2 separate regions of the Homo sapiens genome follow, and region 2 is linked to region 1. A link is a loop called in an ENCODE intact Hi-C map of the cell type or tissue named here. Cell type or tissue: HCT116. All regions are shown on one strand. Each heading gives the region's core, and the rest is flanking DNA. Links, peaks and the distances in the headings are about the cores only.

What was found. Peaks named below come from ENCODE experiments on the same cell type or tissue, not always from the same donor. Only the 100,000 strongest peaks of a DNase experiment are listed, where the experiment ranks them.
Region 2: it touches region 1 in a loop (2.8-fold over the local background); 1 of 110 quality-filtered maps calls a loop at or near these places.

What each region holds. Positions count from the first base shown.
Region 1 is chr16:22,620,293-22,630,744 of GRCh38, forward strand. No RefSeq gene overlaps it. Among named protein-coding and RNA genes, the nearest start is that of LINC02890, 12 kb to the left of the region's middle. RefSeq lists an enhancer at 4,026-4,548. In HCT116, for the core only: no CTCF peak of the experiment used is centred there; no DNase peak of the experiment used is centred there; H3K27me3 peaks cover 2,673 bases.
Region 2 is chr16:22,396,417-22,406,868 of GRCh38, forward strand. It overlaps the pseudogene SLC68A2P. Among named protein-coding and RNA genes, the nearest start is that of CDR2-DT, 27 kb to the left of the region's middle. In HCT116, for the core only: no CTCF peak of the experiment used is centred there; DNase peaks (open chromatin) are centred at 5,554 and 5,954; H3K4me3 peaks cover 707 bases; H3K27ac peaks cover 1,904 bases.

The DNA of each region.
Region 1 (10,452 bases), core at 1,552-9,551:
GTTCCCCACCCTGTGTCCAAGTGTTCTCATTGTTCAGTTCCCACCTATGAATGAGAACATGCAGTGTTTGGTTTTCTGTCCTTGCGATAGTTTGCTCAGAATGATGGTTTCCAGCTTCATCCATGTCCCTACAAAGGACATGAACTTTTTTTTTTTTTTTATGGCTGCATAGGGAAGGGGCAGGGATAGTATTAGGAGGAATACCTAATGTAAATTACTAGTTAATGGATGCAGCACACCAACATGGCACATGTATACATATGTAACAAACCTGCATGTTGTGCACATGTACCCTAGAACTTAAAGTATAATAATAATAATAAGAAGAAGAAGAAGAAGAAGAAGAAGAAGAAGAAGAAGAAGAAGAAGAAGAAGAAAAGCTCCTTTGCAGAACAATTTGGCAGGAAATTCTTTTACCACTGGACTTACTTGGAAGAAATTATTGTTCACCAGAATGAAGCCAATATTTCCATGCAAGGTCCTTCAGTTACTATTATGGTCAGTGCAGAAAAATCGTGAGCTTTTTTTGGCAAAAATGTTAACCTGCAGTGGTTAAGTCTCTGCTCTGAACTGCTGTGTGAACCAAAATCTTACCCTGCAGGGGGATAACTCTGCAAACTTCTCAAGGCTGAATGAAAGCGATTCTGCAGATTGGAGCCAAAAATGACAGCCTTATAAATTTCATGGCGCACCAAATCTGAAAACACCTTGAAACACTGATGAAGTCACTTGAAGGTTACTTACACTCAGATCATCTTCAAATTTAATGATAGATTCATAAACTCTTCCCTCGTTGACCCAGCCTCATTAACTTAAGGACAAAAGAAAACAGGCGACATGAATTTAATTTACCAAGTCTTGGAGGATTTGGTGTTTATTGACATAGCCCCACTCTAACTTGGCAAAGCAAGCAATGGGAATGTTAATTTTGTCTTTTCCTGTGCATTTTGGGGGTTCAGGGTTTTTGACCCTTAGTGCCATTTAACGGAAAATTTAAAATTGATTTGGGATTGATATCAAAGACTACTTCACAAAGCCAACTTTTGATTCAAGCCAAGAAATTATAGTATTTTCATTAAAATGTGATTTTGAGAAGAAGAAAATTTTAAACATTTGTTTTATTTGCAATTTTGGATTGACCCCCTTTACCATTTAAATAGGCCTTAACTCTTAGAATAAGTTATAAAATAATTAGATCAGGAGTTTTTTTTTTTTTTTAAGACAGCTTTTAACTTATATTGATATACAAGACATACATTTCAAATGTAAAACAAATTAAATGCAAAAGTTTTGGTGTGTGTATTTTTGTGTGTTTTTCTGAGAAGGAGGAGCATAGCTTTCTTCAGGTTTTCAAAGAAACCTCGGATGCTCATACCGGAAAGAACTGTAGCATATGGCCAGGTTGGCTACTCTGACTTCGGTTCTACTGGTTCCAATTACTCCCAATCATAGGTTTAGGCTGTTGAGTTCTCGTCAGGCTGTTACACCTCAGCCAACTCCCCTTTTGAAAACAAAAACCCAGGAAGGTTAATCAGTCCAGTCCCTGGTCCTTAAGTTAATCAGTACAGCATTGAAGTTATGCATGAATTTCCCAAAGGTAAACAGATTTCTATTTAAATGTTATTGCTCTCATTAGCATCAGCAGTTTTCATTATAAATGTGCTGAGATGTTCTTTTCTAATCTAGTTTATAAATTATGCTTATTACTTTCAGATGTTGAAAAGAAATCATTTTTTTTTTTTTTTTGGTTCCCAGTGTCCTTTTCCCTCACGCTTTTATTTACTCTGCTCCCTCGTGATGAGCAGTATTTCTATTACAGCCTTCACTACCTTTCTCAATGGCCTATTTCCCCCGAGTTCCTCTGATTCCCTGCTATTATAAATCCTCCTTTTTCTCCTTCTACTCTGAGTGTTCTTTCTTTGACTCACACTAATAATTGTAGTTACACATTTATTTTATTGTTACCTTCCATCTATGGCAAGAAATGCTGGTTTTCAATTACATTGGCTATATCATGTGTCCTATTTAGAAATGCATTTAAATTAAAAAGTGAGTTGATTTAAAGCAGGGATCAACAAACTTTTTCTGTAGAGGACTGAATGGTAAATAATTTTGGCAAAAAATTCAACAGATAATTACAGGGAACAGATAATGACAGTGGGTGTGAGAGTGACCTCAGAGTGCCAACAGATATGTGTGTGTGTGTGTGTGTGTGTGTGTGTGTGTGTGTGTGTGTGCAGGACCAAGGGAGCTGTGTTGGCCCTGAAAAAACTTGCCCTTTTCTATCCACTCTAGATTATCCACCAATACATTATGATACACTTTATGTTAGCCTTTGCCATTTTACAGATGAGGAAACAGGCTAAAGGGCTGGGCAGGGTGGCTTGTATCTGTAATCCCAGCTATTTCGGAGGCCAAGGTGAGCAGATCACTTGAGGTCAGGAATTTGAGACCAGACTGGCCAACATGGCGAAACCCCATCTCTACCAAGAAACAAAAATTAGCTGGACGTGGTGGTGCATGCCTGTAATCCTGCTGCTTTGGAGGCTGAGGCACAAGAATCGCTTGAACCTGGAGGTTGCAGTGAGCAGAGATCACGCCACTGCACTCTAGACTGGGCGACAGAGTGAGACACAGTCTCAAAAAAAAAAAAAAGGGCTAAAGTATTGCTGAAGGTCACAGAACTAGTAGGTGGAAGAAGTGAGATTTGAGCCAGATACTCTGACCCCAAGACCCATGTGCTTCACCAATGTGCTTCCCTTGCCCCAATTATGTTGACTAAGGAATTGACTCTTCCCCTTAGGAGGTCTCAGTATAACAGAAACCAGTTCAGTCTTTAGAAAGTTGTCAACCTATGGACATGTGCTTGGCATCCTCCCTCTTACAATTTCCCTGCAAAGGTGAGCAATGCAAGCCCCGTACATGGAAGAGCTTGGCCTCTTCCCTTGTATCAGGGAATGGACTGAGAGCCTGCTTGCCGATAGTCAACTCCAGGTGTCTGTGCAGATGGGCAGGCAACTTATTTGTCCATTGTCTGCTATTGCTGTAATGATAAGGGATGTCTGCTTATGGGACAAAGCAACCACAATAATATCAACAAATAATAACAATTACGCCACACTTGTATGATTCACCAGATGTCAGACACTCTCCTAAGCACTTTGCATGTGTTGCATGTATAATCAATCCTCATTTGACACCCTCTGATGTCAATTGACACCCTCTGAGCTGGGGTATTAATGTCCCAGGGCTACTGTAACAAATGACCACAAACTGTGTGGCTTAAGACCACAGAAATCTATTCTTTCATAATTCTGGAAGCTAGAAGTCTAAGGTCAAGGTGTTGGCAGGACCATATTTCCCTCCAAAGCCTTAAGGGAAGAATCTTTCCTTGCATATTCCAGATTCTCGTGGTTACTGGCATTCCCTGGCTTGCAGATGAATCTCTCCATTCTCTGCTGTGGCCTCATGTGGCCTTCCTGATGTATCTGTCTCTGCGTCTCCAAATCTCTTCTTCCTCATAGGGACACCAGTCATTAGATTTAGGGGTCTCCCTAATTCTGCATGACCTATTCTTCACTTGATTACATCTGCAAAGACTCTATTTCCAAATAAGGTCACATTCACAGGTACCACGGGTTGAGACTTTAACATATCTTTTTTTTTTGGGGGGGGTACAATTTAACCCACAACATGTGGGTACTGTTATTATTTCCATTTTACAAATGGGAACTCAAAGGGACTGAGAGGTTAGGAATTTGTCCAAGGTCACACAGCTTTATCAGCAGACTCAGGATTTAAACTCAGGTATTCTGGAAGTCTCTGCTCTTAACCACTGTGTGAACAACTGCTTTGCCTGCAGAACTGCCTGGCCCTCCCAAAGCACCTGGCATTGACAAACGCCAATTGAATTAGCTGAACGTGAATGTCTAACGCATGTGTGGCCATGTCAGTGGTGGCTCCCAGGAGCCTGAGGACAGGTGAGGGACTTGGCAGAGCGTGAGGATTCTCATTCGTCTGAACAGGGAACCGGTCTCTCCGTGCGGCTGGGTGGGCACATGACCAACTCCGGCTGCCACCTGGGTAATTGGTTTCCTGTGTTCCCTTCAATAATGAACAATATTAAAGGAGGCTGGAGATGCAATGGAGATAGAAGCATTGTGGAAGAAACAAAGAGATTTTAATGTGTTGAGTCTTGGGTCCAGGGAAGATGAGGGACATGATAATCGAGTATTAAAACAGAAAAGATTATGCAGCGGGCCTGGCACCATTCATCATCACTCCCATCCTCGGCTGGCGGGAGAACTGGGCGTCTGACGAGACTCCGGCATTATCTCCGCAGTTTATTTACATCTCAAATCAGGTTGCACTCACAGGAGAGAGGAATTCCAAGGATGAAATGTAACTACATGATATATTTCCTACAGAAAGTGCAAACACAATACAGACTATCTGGTTAAATATATCAACCCAAAACGACCCAGCTGCCAAATGCTTGAGTTTGCATTTTATATTTCTTGCTGTGAGACCATTATATACCCTCTGAGACCACCTGCCTCTTCTGTCTTCTATTTTTCGGACTGCTTCCCCACCACCTTTTCTTCTACCCCACTCCTTAAACTTCCTTCTCTCTTCACATCTGTCTAGACAACTTCACCTTCTTCATGGCTTTAAATGCTGGCTGTGTGCTGATGGCTTCCAAGTTGTACCTTCCTAGGCACACAGCTCTTTTTTTCCTTTCTCAGTTATTTAAAATCTTTTTGAATGGGCACTGCATTTTCATAGTTAAAAATCCAGATAGTATAAACAGTTAGTAAAAATTCTCTCTCTTCGTTGTCTTGTATATGCCTAGTTTCTGTCCTCATGAGAGATTATTGCACTTAATTTTGCGTTTCTTTCCTTTCCTTTCCCCCAGCCCCTTTCATTTCCTTTCTTAACAAAGTCTTGCTCTGTCACCCAGGCTAGAATGCAGTGGTGCAGTCATAGCTCACTGCAGCCTCCAAATCCCGGGCTCAAGTGATCGTCCTGCCTCAGCTTGCCAAAGTGCTAGCATTATGGGTGAGAGCCACCACGCCTGGCACTCTTGGTTTCTTATGACTCATTCCAGAAGTTCTTTACACGTATGCAAAAAGATTGATATATAAATTGTAATTTTTCCTCATTTTCCTTCAAATGTATCATATTACACACAAATTCTACACTTTGCTTTTTTCACTTTAGATCTTTCTGTGATAGCATATAGAGAATATCTTCGTTCTTCTTTTTCTTCTTAAAATTTGTAATTGCACAATGTTCTATTGTCTGGATGTCCCATCATTTACTTAACCAGTTTCCTATTGATAGGCATGTGAGCTGTTTCCAGTTGCTTGTCATGTTGGATAATTTTATGTGTCACCTTGACTGGGCCACAGGCTGCCCAGATGTTTGGTTATATTATTTCTGGGTGTGTTTGACATGAGGGTGTTTCTGGATGAGATTAACATTTGAATTGATCGACTGAATCAATCAAGCAAACTGTCTTCTACTGTGGGTGCCCCTCATCAAATCTATTGAAGGCCTGAATAAAATAAAAGGCTAAGTAAGGCTCTTTCTCTGCCTGTCTTTGAGCTGAGACATCAGTCTTATTTTGCCTTCAGACATGGACTTGGATAGAACTTACTGCATCGGTTCTCTTGGGTCTGGACTTCTCAGCTTCCATAATTGTGTGAGCCATTTCCTTATATTCTCTTTCTCTCTGTCCCTTTCTCTCTCTCCTCTTCAAACACACACTCACATATATATGCATGTACTTATACATACACATTTGTATTAGTCAGGGTTCTCTAGAGAAACAGAACCAACAGGGTGTGTGTGTGTGTGTGTGTGTGTGTGTGTCCTGTTGGTCTGTTTCTCTCGAGGACCCTGACTAATACACTTGCATTACAAATGATGTTGTAATGAGTAATTTCGTGCAAATACAATTCACAGTTGTGCATGTATATCCTTAGGATAAATTCTCCAAAGTGGAATTTTTGGAATAAAGGATATGTACATTCATAATTTCACTGGAGTGCCAAATTGCTCTTCAGAGTGATTATATGAAATTAAATCCTCACCAGCAATGTAGAAGCATTCCTGTTTCCCCACAGCCCTTATCAACAAAATGTGTTACCAAACGTTTGGGTTTTTTCCAATTTGATAGGTGAGAAATGTTATCCAGGTAGTCAATTTGCATTTCTTATATTATGAGTGAGGTTGAACATCTTTTTCTATATTTAAGAGCTGTTTTTGTCCTTTTCTGTGAACTGAGTGATCATATTCTTTGTCCCTTTTTTGATGTGGGTTTTTCTCTAGGGCCAAGCTCTAGATTTGAACATCTGACACTCTACTTGGATATCCTAGATGTGCCTCAAATTTACCATAGCCCCAAAGAGAACAAATCATCGCCTCTTTCCTTGCCTTAGCCCAGGACCTTCTTGTATTTTCCTAGCTTGGGTAATGAGACCCAGCCCAGAAATTTCCAAGCTATTCTAGATTCTTCTCTTTTTCATTTGGTCAAGCAGCACTATAAAAATACCTGATCTAGTTCCTTGACAGGGAGAGGTAATCTGGGTGTAAGTTTGTTTTGCAACTATAGATGAGAGGCAACAGTGAAGAAGAAAGTACCCCTGCCTCTGAGCCACAGGATGTTATGAGAAAAACCTGGTACTGTATGAAAAAATGTCCCCCCAAACTGGGAAGGAGCCAAGAGACCAAAGAATGACTCGGACCAGTCCAGCTTGATGAGTAGATGAGTTTATTGGGACTTACATACAGGGTACTCCTGGGTGGCGGCAAGACAGCTCCAGAGACCCACCCGCCTCCTGTCTGTAAGCTGCTATTAAGCTACCTGTTTTGGCTCTTTACCTATTGCATACAATGAGACTTTCTCTTGGTATAATCCCAGATATGCTGTGGGATGTTTGGGTTGTCAGGGACACCTGCTCGTTGGCTGGGTGCTATGACCTTGGCCCACTGCCCAGCCTTTAGGGTTCCACCAGCAGACACACACCGTTAAGTAATCTCACGAGGATCAATCACTGTATACTTACAAAGAACAAGAAGCCCATGAAACTTGGGCATTACTACTCCAAAGAGGCTGGCTCACCTAAAGAGGGTGGATGCATGGACTTGTGAAGAATACTCTCCATCTTACACCAACAAGATGAGCTCCAGACAGGTAGAGCTAGTCCCAGTATAGAAGGTTAGCCAAATTCAGAGGGGGGTGAGAGAGAGAGGAGAGAGAGAGAGAGAGCGAGCCGGTGGGGGGGTGGTGGGGTGGGGAGGGGGTTGCGGGGAGAGAGAGAGAGAGAGACAGAGAGACTTTAAGAAAGATTGTGTCTGAGTGTGGTGGCTCACACCTGCAATCCCAGGAGGCCAAGGTGGGCGGATCACTTGAATCACTTGAGTCCAGGAGTTCAAGACCAGCCTGGACCACAAAGTGAGACCCCATCTCTACAAAAAGATAAAAAATTACCTGAGCATGATGCTGTGCTCCTGTAGTCCCAGCCACCCCAGAGGCTGAGTTGGGATGATTGCTTGAGCCCAGGAGGTTGGGGCTGCAGTGAGCTATGATCATGCCACTACCATTGCACGCTGGCCTGGGTGACAGTGAGACGCTGTCTCAAAAAAAAAAAAAAAAAAAGAAAGAATGATTGTGTCTTTCTCACCTTTAAGTCCTTACGTTCCTTCAATGCTGGATTATGGGATGGGCCAGCCAGGCCGCTGCATGCAATGTTCGCTTATAAAGGACATTAAAATATGTCTATGATGCTAAAAAGTTCCGGAAATGTGATGAGAGGAGAACATTTTACCCATGGGAACACTCTGGGAGACTACCAAATGCAGCTGGAAAGAATCCAACTCTCACATCTTTGGGACAGGGAATGGGAACCTCTCCTTTCTTTGCAGAAGGGGGTATGATCTTAGTAGAATCACAGGTGGCTGCTAATTGGCCTTGTAAGGGGCCTTATTGATTTTGGGGCTTTGGTTTTGCTGACTGGGGCATGCAGTCGGATCAGAGAGGAATTGCTGAGGATGCATAGGAGAGGCTGTGCATTGTCAACACACACCCATCGTCTCTCCCTTTCCCCTGATAGGCCCAGTGTCTTCCTAAATACATGTTGAAAAAAATACTTAGACCTTAGAAGTTTGAAGGTCTTCACCTTATTACCCCTCATCAGGCTCTGGTCCTGTGTCTCTTTCTTTCTTCAAAGTTGGGGAATTAGAGGCCTGCTTTGTGCTGCTACAGGTCAACCAAAGGGGGTCTGGGTCTATTGCCATAGTTATTTCTCAATGCACCCTTTTCTAGGATGTCTAACAGGTAAGGAGATATCCAAGGGAAAGCGAGTGGTGGGGCAAAGACTTCTTAGAGCAGGACAACAGTACACCCTTAGGGAGAAGGAGAAGAAAATTAGAGGAGGAAGGTATAATCTCTGGCTGGGCCTCCTCATTTTGGGAATCATCATGATCTTGACTGATTTGTCCAGGATTCTGAGAAAAGGAGCCTGTGTGTTGTTGTTACAGGATACAAGTCATGGCCCATTGTTATGGACAGAACTGTGTCCTTCCTAAATTTATATGTTGAAGCCTTAACCCCCAGTTTGACTGTATTTGGATATAGGTCATTTAGGGAGGTAATTAAGGTTAAACGAGGTCATAAGGGTGGGGCCCTAATCTAATAGGACTGATGTCCTTAGAAGAAGAAGCATAGATACTAGAGAGCACCTCTTCCCCTCCCTCTTTGTGTAAGCACAGAGAAAAGACAATGTGAGGATACAGTGGGAAGTCAGCTGTCTGCAAACCAGGAAGAAAGGGCTCACTAGAAACCAACCCTGAGCTGGGCATGGTGGTTCATGCCTGTAATCCCAGCACTTTGGGAGGCCAAGGTGGGAGGGCCACTTGGGCTCAGGAGTTCGAGACCAGCCTGGGCAACATAGCGAGATCCTATCTCTTAATAAATAAATCAGTCAATCTTGTATGTATGTATTTATGAAATTATAGAAACCAACCCTGGCACCTTGATCATGGACTTTTAACCTCCAGAAGGTGAGAAAATAAATGTCTGTTTTTGTTTTTTGTTTTTTGTTTTTTTTTCTGAGACAGAGTCTCGCTCTGTCACCCAGGCTGGGGTACAGTGGTGCGATCTTGGCTAACTGCAACCTCCACCTCCCGAGTTTAAGTGATTCTCCTACCTCAGCCTCCTGAGTAGCTGGGACTACAGGCATACGCCACCACGCCTGGCTAATTTTTTTTTGTATTTTTAGTAGAGATGGGGTTTCACCATGTTGGCTAGGCTGGTCTTGAACTCCTGACCTCAAATGATCCACCCAGCTTAGCCTCCCAAAGTGCTGAGATTACAGGCGTGAGCCACTGCACCTGGCTAACAAATGTCTGTTTTTAAAGCCACGCAGTCTGTACTATTTTCTTTTAGCAGCCTAAGCAGACTAATACACCCACATCTTTGTTTCAAATTCATTTTAATTACATATGTAAGAGATGCTTTCATTCTCCCTGTAAAAAAAAAAAAAAAAAAAATTAAACATGAGAGGCTTCACACCTCTCCTCTTGGTTCTCCAGACCAGGAGTTGGAAAACTACTGCAGGCCCAATCTGGCTCGCTGTCTTTATTGAAATAAAGTTTTATTAAAACACAGCTCATTCATTTGTATATTATCTGTGGCTGCATTCACACTCCAAAGGAATTGCTGATTAGTCATGACAGAGCCCCTAAGGCCTGCAGAGCCTAAAATATTTACTATCTGGCTTTTTACAAAAGAGGTTTACCAACCACTCTCCTAGATAATCTCGAGAAACAAGCACTGTTGCCAGTTTGATGTGAATTGTTTCAGCTTATAAAGCTCTGTATTGATGTATGTGTGTGACATTAATGTATTATATATTTTTGCACATTTTTCTTTTACTTGTTGTCTAGTTGACAAATAAAAATTGTAAATGTTGACCATGTGTGGTGGCTCACGCCTGTAGTCCCAGCACTTTACGAGGCCAAGGTGGGAGGACAGCTTGAGTTCAGGAGTTTCAGACCAGCCTGGGCAACATGGTGAGACCTTGTCTCTACAAAAAATACAAAAAGTAGCTGGGCATGGTGGCATGTGCCTGTGGTGCCAGCTACTCAGGAGGCTGAGTCTGGAGAATCGCTTAAGCCCAGGAGTTCAAAGCTGCAGTGAGTGATGATTGTGCCACTGCACTCTAGCCTGGGCGACAGAGAGAGACCTTGTCACAGAAAAAAAATTGTATGTTTATGGTGTACAGTGTGATGTTTTGATATATGTATACATTGTGGGATGGCTAAATCAACCTAATTAACATATTTACCACCTCACAGACTTATTTTTTTTTGTTGTGAGAACATTTAAAATCTATTCTTAGCCTGGGCGTGGTGGCTTACACCTGTAATCCCAGCACTTTGGGAGGC
Region 2 (10,452 bases), core at 752-8,751, 220 kb before region 1:
GCTCGTCTCCCAACTACTGACCTCAAGTGATCCACCTGCCTCGGCCTTCCAAAGTGCTGGGATTACAGGCGTGAGCCACCGCACCCAGCCCTCAGGCTGGTTTTCTTTTTGAGGAGTTGAATAAATAAAGGAGAAAAGGATGAATAAATACTCTGTCTCCCTAATAACTGTTGGTATAGGTCTGTCACTCTTCCATATTACACTCCCCAGAGAGGCAGAGGAGTAACTGGGTTAAGAGCATGGATCTGCAGTCTGCCCAGGAGGAGCCTGGCTCTCCACTTACTAGCTGTGCAATCCTAGGTAAGTTACTCAACCTCTCTGTGCCTTAGTTTCCTCATCTGTAAAATGAGGATCAAAATAGTACCTACTGGTCTGGGCACAATGGCTCCCAGTACTTTGGGAGGCTAAGGTGGGAGGGTCACTTGAGCCCAGGAGTTTAAGACCACCCTGGGCAACATAGCGAGACCCTGTCTCTATAAAAAATTTAAAAAAATAGCCAGACATAGTGGCACACACCTGGAGTCCCAGCTACTTGGGAGGCTGAGGTGGGAAAATCGCTTGAGCCCAGGAGGTCAAAGCTGCAGGGAGCCGTGATTGTGCCACTGCACTCCAGCCTGGGTGACAGAGCAAGACCCTGTCTTAAAAAACAACAAAAAAATAGTGCCTACCTAAGGAAATTATTATGAGGGTTAAATGAATTAAAACATCCAAAGTACTTAAAACGGTTCCTGGCACAAAATAAACCCTCTAGAAATGTTAGCTCTTATTATGTACAGCCAACTCAGTGCAGCAGGTATCTATTAGACTTTCACTGTGAGCACAGCACTGCCTTTATCCCTCTGTCTTGATGTAGGCTCCTTTGCCACAGGTTTGCCAACACTTATGTTGGAACACACTGTTGAATGGGGAGCCAAAATCTTTCATCTGTAGAAGGCTTTATTTTAGTTAAAAAAAAAAAAAAAGGCGGTCTTTCTCTTTTCTTTCATGATTTTTGTGATACTACTCATCATTGGCTTATATCTTTTTATATATTGGACACAAGAAAAATAGCTACCAATTATTAAGTGCCTTATATGTTGAGTATGGTGCTAGGTAAGAGAAGAGAAATGGAAGAGAGCAAGAGTGAGAGAGAGAGAGAGAGAGAGAGAGAGAAAGTTTGTCTTGGTGGGGGAAATGCCTCTTAGGTAAAGTAACTTGTCTGTGAAGAAATAGCTGGTAAAAGTGGCAAAGCTGGAATTTAAACCTAGGGACATCTGATTTCAAAATCTTTCACTTTTTAGCCAGACGTGGTGGTGCATGCCTGTGGTCAGCTACTTGGGATGATTGCTTGAGCCCAGAAATTTGAGACCAGGCTGGGCAGCATAGTAAGACCTTGTCTGTAAAAAAAATCTTGCACATTCCACTCTACCACATATTTCTTACATTATTAACTTCTTGTATTTTGTATGTTTATGTACTAGAGATGGAGAAACAGCAGCTGCATTTCAATATGTGGAAATGTGTTCCTTTATAATATTATAATAATATTTAAGAATATAATTGGACTTGTTGGGGTATTTTATATACTTCCTCTTACAGAACTCTAAGAAATGCCTTGGACCACATCAATCACTGATCCATTGTTTTTTAGTATCCAGAAAATGAACTCTTGTTCCTTGAAAGTAGAAAAGTCAGTCAAAAAATCAGTCAGGGTAAAAAAAACCCTTATGTTTATTAAAGAACATCTGTATTCTACTTACATCATTCAAAATTCTCTTCTAACTATAATGCACATACTTTTGGTTAGTGAAAACTTATCAGGGATAAACAATGTGTGCTTTTTTATTGAAAACAAAGAGTATCTTCTGATCTTTGTTAATGTACATATGTATATTTAGCATAAACTTTTCAGTCTAGAACAATGAACTTTTTCACTGATAGCAAGAAATGCAAAAAACCTAAGTCTGAGCTCTTAAAATGAATCTGTTATAATGATAAAAACATATAAAGTTAGGCAGGGCACAGTTAGCAAGGAATGCTAACTCTTGTTTACCCTGATGCTTGATTTTAGGGTAAAAAGTACATTTCAGGCAAGATGTGGTGGCTCACGCCTGTAATCCTAACATTTTGGGAGGCCGAGGCAGACAGATCACTTGAGCCCGAGTTTGAGACCAGCCTGGCCAACATGGTGAAACACTGTCTCTACTAAAAATACAAAAGTTAGCCAGGCACAGTGGTGCTTGCCTGTCATCCCAGCTATTCAGGATGCTGAGGCATGAGAATTGCTTGAACCTGGGAGGCAAAGTTTGCAGTAAGCTAAGATCATGCCACTGCACTTCAACCTGGATGACAGATTTGAGACTCTGTCTCAAAAAAAAAAAAAAGTTACCATTCATAATCAATTTTTGGTATATATGGATAATAATGGCATATCTAAGCAAGATAGTTTTAATTGTGTGTTTCAATTGACACTATAATTCAGAAGCAAATTTATTTATTTATTACATATTTTTTGAGACAGGGTCTTGCTCTGTCACTCAGGTTGGGGTGCAGTGGGTGTGATCATAGATCATTATAGCCTCAACCTCCTGGGCTGAAGCAGTACTCCAACCTGAGCCTCCCTAGTAGCTGGGACTACAGCTGTACATCACCACACCTAGCTAATTTTTGTATTATTTGTAGAGATAGAATTTCACCATGTTGCCCAGGATGGTCATGAACTCCTGGGCTCAAGTGATCCTTCTACCTTGGCCTTCCAAAGTGTTGGGATTATAGGCATCAGCCACCACACCTGGCCAGCAATTTATTTTGCAATAAGAATGTTTATTTTGTCATCAGCAAGAGTAAGTAAGCTTAATAATGCGTGGAGTTCCATCTTAACACAATGCCATTCTGTTTCCATTTCAGTGCCTTGTACTTATCAGTCAGTCCTGGCTGAAAAAGTTTGATTACCATAAGATCATCTTAATTTCTTTCTATGTAGAAGGAACAGCCTCCATTGTAATGTTACTCCTGGGAAAGCAATACTATTACTGTTTGGCTCTTTATCTCACTATTATCATGTAAGTAAATGCTGGTTCCAGTCTCAAAATTACACTAAATTTTACTATTTGCCCTTTCAAGCAGTGACACATTTTTGATCCGGACTGAGTTTAATATTCATTTCTAGGCAAGGTCATTGTACCTTTTTGACAAATTGTCTGAATGTTAATGGCTTGTTTTATGAAGGAATTTCATACATTAAATTTTGTAGTAAACTTACTTTTTTTTAACCTATTAAAAAATTTACTTGGAAGGCTAAGGTTGGAGGATTGCTTAAGGCCAAGAGTTTGAGACTAGCCTGGGCAACAGAGTAAGACCGCATCTCTATAAAAAATTAAAAAATTTTTTGGTGGCACATGCCTGTAGTCCCAGCTACTCTAGTGGCTGAGGCAGGAGGATCATACTTGAGCCCACGAATTCAAGTCATAGTGAGCTACGACTGCACCACTGCACTCCATCCAGCCTAGGTGACAAGAGTGAGACCCTGTCTCAAAAATATATTTAGTAAATACTGCTGCCACGTATAAAAGACACTGAGCTTCTATTTCTCCTTCAACTCTTCCTCCTATTTCTGCAACCTCTCCTCCTCCCCCAAGCACCCACTTTGCCTCCATCACAGGCATGTCAAATTCTGCAGGTCCAAATCAAAGATCTTGCTGCCAAATCTGCTCTTTTGCCATTATTTGCCATCTCGGGAAATGGCTTTGCCATCTATCTGGTTGCCCAAGTCAGAGACCGAGAAGTTGTCTTTGCCTTTTCTCTCTTCTTTGACACCTAGGTCCAACACACTGTTAATTGTTAGCAGTTTTATCTCCCTAATGTGCCCTGAATCCATCTCTTCTCAGTTCCACTGACATTCCTATAGCTCATTTCTTACATGGAATAGGATACAGTCTTCCCATATGATCCCCTAGTTTATAGTCTCCAGTCTCTCCAACTCCCTCTCTCATATTGCTTCTAGAATAACATGCTCTTCCTTTGCTTAATAATCTTTTTTTTTTTTTTGAGATGGAATCTCACTGTGTCGCCCAGGCTGGAGTGCAGTGGCACGATCTTGGCTCACTGCAAGCTCCGCCTCCCGGGTTCACACGATTCTCCTACCTCAGCCTCCCAAGTACCTTTAATAATCTTAAGTGGCTTCTTATTGCTTTCAGGGTATTTCGAAATGATGACATTATGATGTCTTGTTATATAGTCCCTCTTTATCTTTTCGTCTTCATTTCTTTTTTTTTTTTTTTCTGAGACAGGGTCTTGCTCTGTTGCCCAGGCTAGAGTACAGTGGCACAAATATGGCCCACTCTAACCTCCACCTCCCAGGCTCAGGTGATCCTCCCACCTCATCCTCCTAAATAGCTGGGACTACAGATGTGTACTACCATGCCCAGCTTAATTTTTATTTTTTGTAGAGATGGGTTTTTGCCATGTTGCCCAGGCTGGTGTTGAACTCCTGGGCTCAAGCGATCTGCTCACCTTGGCATCCCAAAGTGCTGGGATTACAGGTGTGAGCCACTGTGCCCAGCCTTCATCTTCATTTCTTGTTACTCCTCAACTTACACTGTACTCTCTGCCATACAGAAATACTTTGCAGTTCCTGGTTCAGACACCTCTGTGTCTAGAAGATGCAGTTTCCTGTGCCTGGAAAGCTCTTCCCCATTTCTTGCTTGGCCCTGTCCTCACGTGTCTTAGGCCACAGTTCGGGCATGTGCTTCTCTGGGAAGCCTTCCCTGATTTCCTCATCTGGATTAGGTGGCCCTCCTATATGACTCCAGTGCCCTATGCTTACTTCTGCTGTGGTGCTTTTCCTCTACCTGCGACTATCTGTAGTCCCCACTGGATTGAGTTTATTGTGAATAGGGTCTAGTCTCTTACCACTGCGGCCCATTACCTACTGCAGTTCCTGCAAATAGTTGGTCCTTAGAAAATGTGTTTTGGGCCAGGCACAGTGGCTCATGCCTATACTTCCAGCACTTTGGGAGGCTGAGGTGGGAGGATCACTTGAGCCCAGGAGTTCAAGACCAGCCTGGGAAACATGGCAAAACCCTGTCTCTACACAAAATAAAAATTTAGCCAGGTGTGGTGGTGCACTCCTGTAGTCTCAGATATTCAGGAGGCTGAAGTGGGAGGATCACCTGAGCCCAAGAGGTGGAGGCTGCAGTGAGCTGAAATCATGCTACTGCACTCCAGCCTGGACAACAGAGTGAGTCCCTGTCTCAAAAAAGAAAAGAAAAGAAAAGATAATGTTTTTGTTTTTGTTTTTTGTTTTATTTGAGATGGAGTCTCACTCTGTTGTCCAGGAGTGCAGTGGCGTGATCTCGGCTCACTGCAACCTCCACCTCCCAGGTTCAAGCAATTCTCCTGCCTCAGCCTCCCGAGTAGCTGGGACTACAGGCACCAGCCACCATGCCTGGCTAATTTTTGTATTTTTAGTAGAGACGGGGTTTCACCATGTTGGCCAGGCTGGTCTTAAACTCCTGACTTCAAGTGATCCACCCACCTCGTCCTCCCAAAGTGTAGGATTACAGGCATGAGTCACTCATTTTGAGTGAATGAATTAATACATTCTATTCCAGGTCCCTGCTGGAACAACTTGAGAAAATTTTCATGAAGACATATTTGCATTTTGAACAAACTGGTAGTGGAGACTGTAATAATTGACTCAAATGATTGAATCCCTATGAAACTTCAAGACATTAGAACCCCATGCAGATAACTATTCTATAAGTCTGTAAGGGTGGCCCTGGCTGTATAATATGTAAAATGATAGTTTATAGTAATTTTTAGAATGAATATTTTTGCTTTTTCTTCACTTAAACCATCCCCCTCATTTTTATTCTTCTATCATAATTAAAATGCTATATGCCCTTTCTCAGTTCTTAATGTATCCTATTTCTGATATCAAGAGAAAGATGTCTGTGTGATTAATTTCCCTGGCACTTCCTGTCCTTTAGAATCTATTAATAATTTAAGCAGATTAAATGAGTTTAGTCATTTGGAATGAGGAAGAAGCATAAAAATCATTTTTAAAATTCCCAAGTGAAAGTAGTTATTTCACTTTTAAAAGAGAATTATATATTCATAGATATATAATATTTGGGAGGATAGAAGGGTATGCCTAATATAGCTTTACTTTTATAGTATATCATTTCCTTTTATCTTCTTGCAAATCAAATGTCAACTTTCATTTTATTCTTTTTTAACAAAAGCTGTGCCTCCTAGTTGTAAAATTTTCATATGTGTTTTAACATTTTTTCTAGGGTTATCGTGTGAGCTTCGGTTTCCTTGTTTACCCTGCCACTAGCTGACATGGTTGATGCAGATTTACTAAAGTTTAATCAGCAGTAAGTATACTTTTTCAAATGTTAGCTACAAAAATATCACATGTAGGCAGGACCTATCAGAGTCTCCATATCTCAGTTATATTGCCACTACAAATCACATATCTGAAAGACAATCATAAGAGGCATTGCTAGGAACCAGGGGACAGAATATAATCAGATATATTCATGCTTGTTTGCCCTGGGCAACTTTTCCCCATTTCTAAAACGACATCACAGTTTTTCATTTCTCAGGTTCACACAGCCAATATTACAACAGGGTTAAATATCAGAAAGCAAAGTGAAATCTCAGTTAGCTGTATGTTCTACATATGGCAATATGCTTTATTACATGGGACGATTAGGTAAAATGACCTTTACTCTGTGACATTGCAAGAATTAAAATTAAAAATCAAGGTCCATCTTATCCTTTCTTAGCTGAAAAAGCCTAAGCTGATGATGAGAGGTTCTGTTCTTTGGTATGATTGTAAGCACTTTAGATCAGCTATAAAGTGTATTTGATTGGCAAATATTTTCTCATACGTGTCCTATTTTGCAGATTAGAGAGAAATGTATTATTTTAAGACAGAGGCACATTGTTTTTTTTTTTTTTTTTAGATGGAGTCTTGCTCTGTCGCCCAGGCTGGAGTACAGTGGTGCAATCTTGGCTCACTGCCACCTCTGCCTCCCAGGTTCAAGCGATTGAGTAGCTGGGATTACAGGCACGTGCTACCACGCCTGGCTAATTTTTTTGTATTTTTAGTAGAGACGGGGTTTCATCATGTTGGTCAGGCTGGTCTCAAACTCCTGACCTGATGATCCACCCACCTTGGCCTCCCAAAGTGCTGGGATTACAGGCATGAGCTACTGCGCCCGGCCAGACAGAGGCACATTCTTTATTAGTTCTGTCAAAACATTTATGCTGCAAAACCTCTTTTGTTTGTTTGTTTGTTTTCAAGACAGGGTCTTGCTCTGTTGCTCAGGCTGAAGTGTGGTGGTGTGATCATAGCTCATTTCAGCCTCAAACTCCTGGGCTCAGGAGATCCTGCTGCCTCAGTCTCCTGAGTAGCTAGGACTATATAGGTGCACACTACCAGGCCCAGCTAATTTTTAAATATATATATGTTGTAGAGATGAGGATCTCGCTATGTTGCCAAAGCTAGTCCTGAACTCCTGGTCTCAATCGATCCTTCTGCTTGGCCTCCCAAAAGTGCTGGGATTATGGATGTGAACCACTTTTATTTTTAATGCAAATAATAAAATAGGGCGCCCAGCCCCCTCTTTTATTTTTAATGCAAATTAAATTGAGGAAAGATTTGCCAGCTACCTGGATTTCTCTAATTCCTTTCCTGTTGCAGAGTTTTGTTGCTAAGTTCATATTTGGGGTGATAGGCAAGGTGGTGAGCTCCTTACAGTCCAGGGCGCTATCTTCACTTTTGTCTCCTTTGTACCTGGAAAACTGACTGGCTCAAAACTCCTTCTGTTGAATGAATACATAAACAAGCAACAACTTCAGTAAACATTTTTCACCTTTCAAATTCCTTTTGAATTAGATAGGTTACAAATAAATAAAATGTCTTGAACAGTGAGAAAGGGAAAGGCATTAACATTTACCAAATGCCAATGTCCAAATGAGCTTGTATGACTGTTTGCTCATTCAGGTCTTGCAGCAGCCTTGAGTGGTAGACATTATGGACTTGACAAATATTTATCGATTTATTCTTTTGTGTCAGGCAATGTGGTAAATGCTGAGGATTCAATACAGTGGGTCTTGTAATGAACTCTCCAAGTTATCTGATGCTCTTCCTTCTCTCTAAAACAGGGGTCTCCAACCCCTAGGCTACAGGCCAGTACCGGTCTGTAATAATATTAGAAATAAAGTGCATAATAAATGTAATGCACTTGAATCATCTCAAAACCAACCCCCCTGGTCCGTGGAAAAATTGTCTTCCATGAAACTGGTCCCTGGTGCCAAAATGGTTGGAGACCATGGCTCTAAAATGTACTTATTCACATGTGCGCAGTAGGTTTGTGACCAAATGGCTACTCTTGAGGACACCTGTACTTTTCTACTCCCATGATTCAGTGTATCATTACCAAGGGTCAGTGTTTTTTAATTCAAATCTCTTAATGTCAGACGTACTTGTTACTGCAATTGCAAAATTTAATTGTACTTATATTTTATAAACAGGAAATATATACGTGAAATGAAAGTTACTTTTATGAAAATTAAGTTGAATGCTTTAGGAAGACTCGATATTGAGTTGTAGGGTCAAGCATTGTGGCTCACGCCTGTAATCCCAGCACTTTGAGAGGCTGAGACAGGAGGATTGCTCAAGGCCAGAAGTTTGAGACCAGCCTAGGCAACATACAAAAGAAGAAGGAGAAGGAGAAGAGAAAAAAATTGAGTTGTAAACAATTACTATCACGTTTGATACAGTGGAAACTAAATGTTTTGAGGGGAAAGTCAAAGAAGTCTAAAGATATTTTGTACTGAGTTTGCTTCATAAGTGACTTGAGGTTCTCTTTATAATTGACAGTAGAAACTGTCTATCATGTAATATGGATCCTGTTTATACAAGAAAGATGGCACAGCACTTTCTTTTTTTTTTCTTTTTTTTTTTTTTTTTTGAGATGGAGTCTTGCTCTGTGGCCCAGGCTGGAGTGCAGTGGCACGATCTCTGCTCACCGCAAGCTCCGCCTCCTGGGTTCACACCATTCTCCTGCCTCAGCCTCCCAAGTAGCTGGGACTACAGGTGCCCGCCACCATGCCCGGCTAATTTTTTGTATTTTTAGTAGAGACGGGGTTTCACCATGTTAGCCAGGATGTTCTCGATCTCCTGACCTCGTGATCCACCCGCCTCAGCCTCCCAAAGTGCTGGGATTACAGGCGTGAGCCACCGCGCCCAGCCGGCCCAGCACTTTCATCAGTGGACATATACTCAGCGAAAAACCCAAAGAAAAGATTTATGAATGAGTATAGTTAAGTTAAAATGGAATGGTTACTGTCTCTTCTTTTAAAAATGATTTTTTTGCTTGAGCCAACTGTCTCACTAATCATGTCAGAGAAGACAAAAACCAGTGAGCAAAACCGGACATAGCCTCTGTCCTTGTGGTACTTATAGTCTAGTTGGGGAGATAGACAGCAATTGTATTGTCAGACAATCAAAGTTATCCCCATTTTCAAGAAACTAAGACCTTGCAGAAATTAATGTTCCCAATGTTCTGGTTAATGTAACCAGCAGACTGAAGAACAGACAATCAAACCCAAGCTCTTACCATCAAATTAAATTTCCTCTAATTCTCAGACCTTGCCTCTCTTTTATTTTTTTCCCTCCCTTTCTTCTTTTTTCTCCTTCCTGTTTTCTTTTTTCTCTTCCTGAGTTGCAAGGTTTCCATCATTAGTTGATATGTGACAAGATTTCAGTTTATTCAGTCAATGCACTTGATTTATTTTATGTGACCTGATTATTTAAAAAAGTTATATGGAGGATTCTTATCAGGAATACATTAAAGTAGTCCTTAATAAAACTTGGTCAAAAAAACTTAGGCATGAATCCCAGTTTTACCATTTACTAGCTGTGTGACTGTGGATGAGTTAATCTGCTTTCCCATCTCTAAAACAGAGCTGGTAATATCTCACTCATGGGATTGTCATGGGATTTAGATGAAGTAATAAGAGCCCATAACAGAGTACAGGGCACAAATAGCGTTCACTGCATAGGCCTGTAAGAGGTGAGCTGTGTCTTCCCTTTGGATCTTAGTTTCTTCATCTAAGAGTTAGGTTCTGCTAGGTATGGTGTCTCACACCTATAATCCCAACACTTTGGGAGGCCAGGGTGGGAGGATCGTTTGAGTCCAGGAGATCGAGACCAGCCTGGGAAACGTAGAGAGACCCCATCCCGCCCAAAAATACAAAAATTAGCCAGGCATGGTGGTGCATGCCAGCAGTCCCAGCTGAGGCTGAGGTGGGAGGATCGCTTGGGCCTGGAAGTTCAAGGCTGCAGCAAGCTGAGATTGTGCTACTGCACTCCAGCCTGGGAGACAGAGTGAGACCCTGTCTTAAAAAAAAAAAAAAAAGTTAGGTTCTGGCTGGGCGCCATGGCTCATGACTATA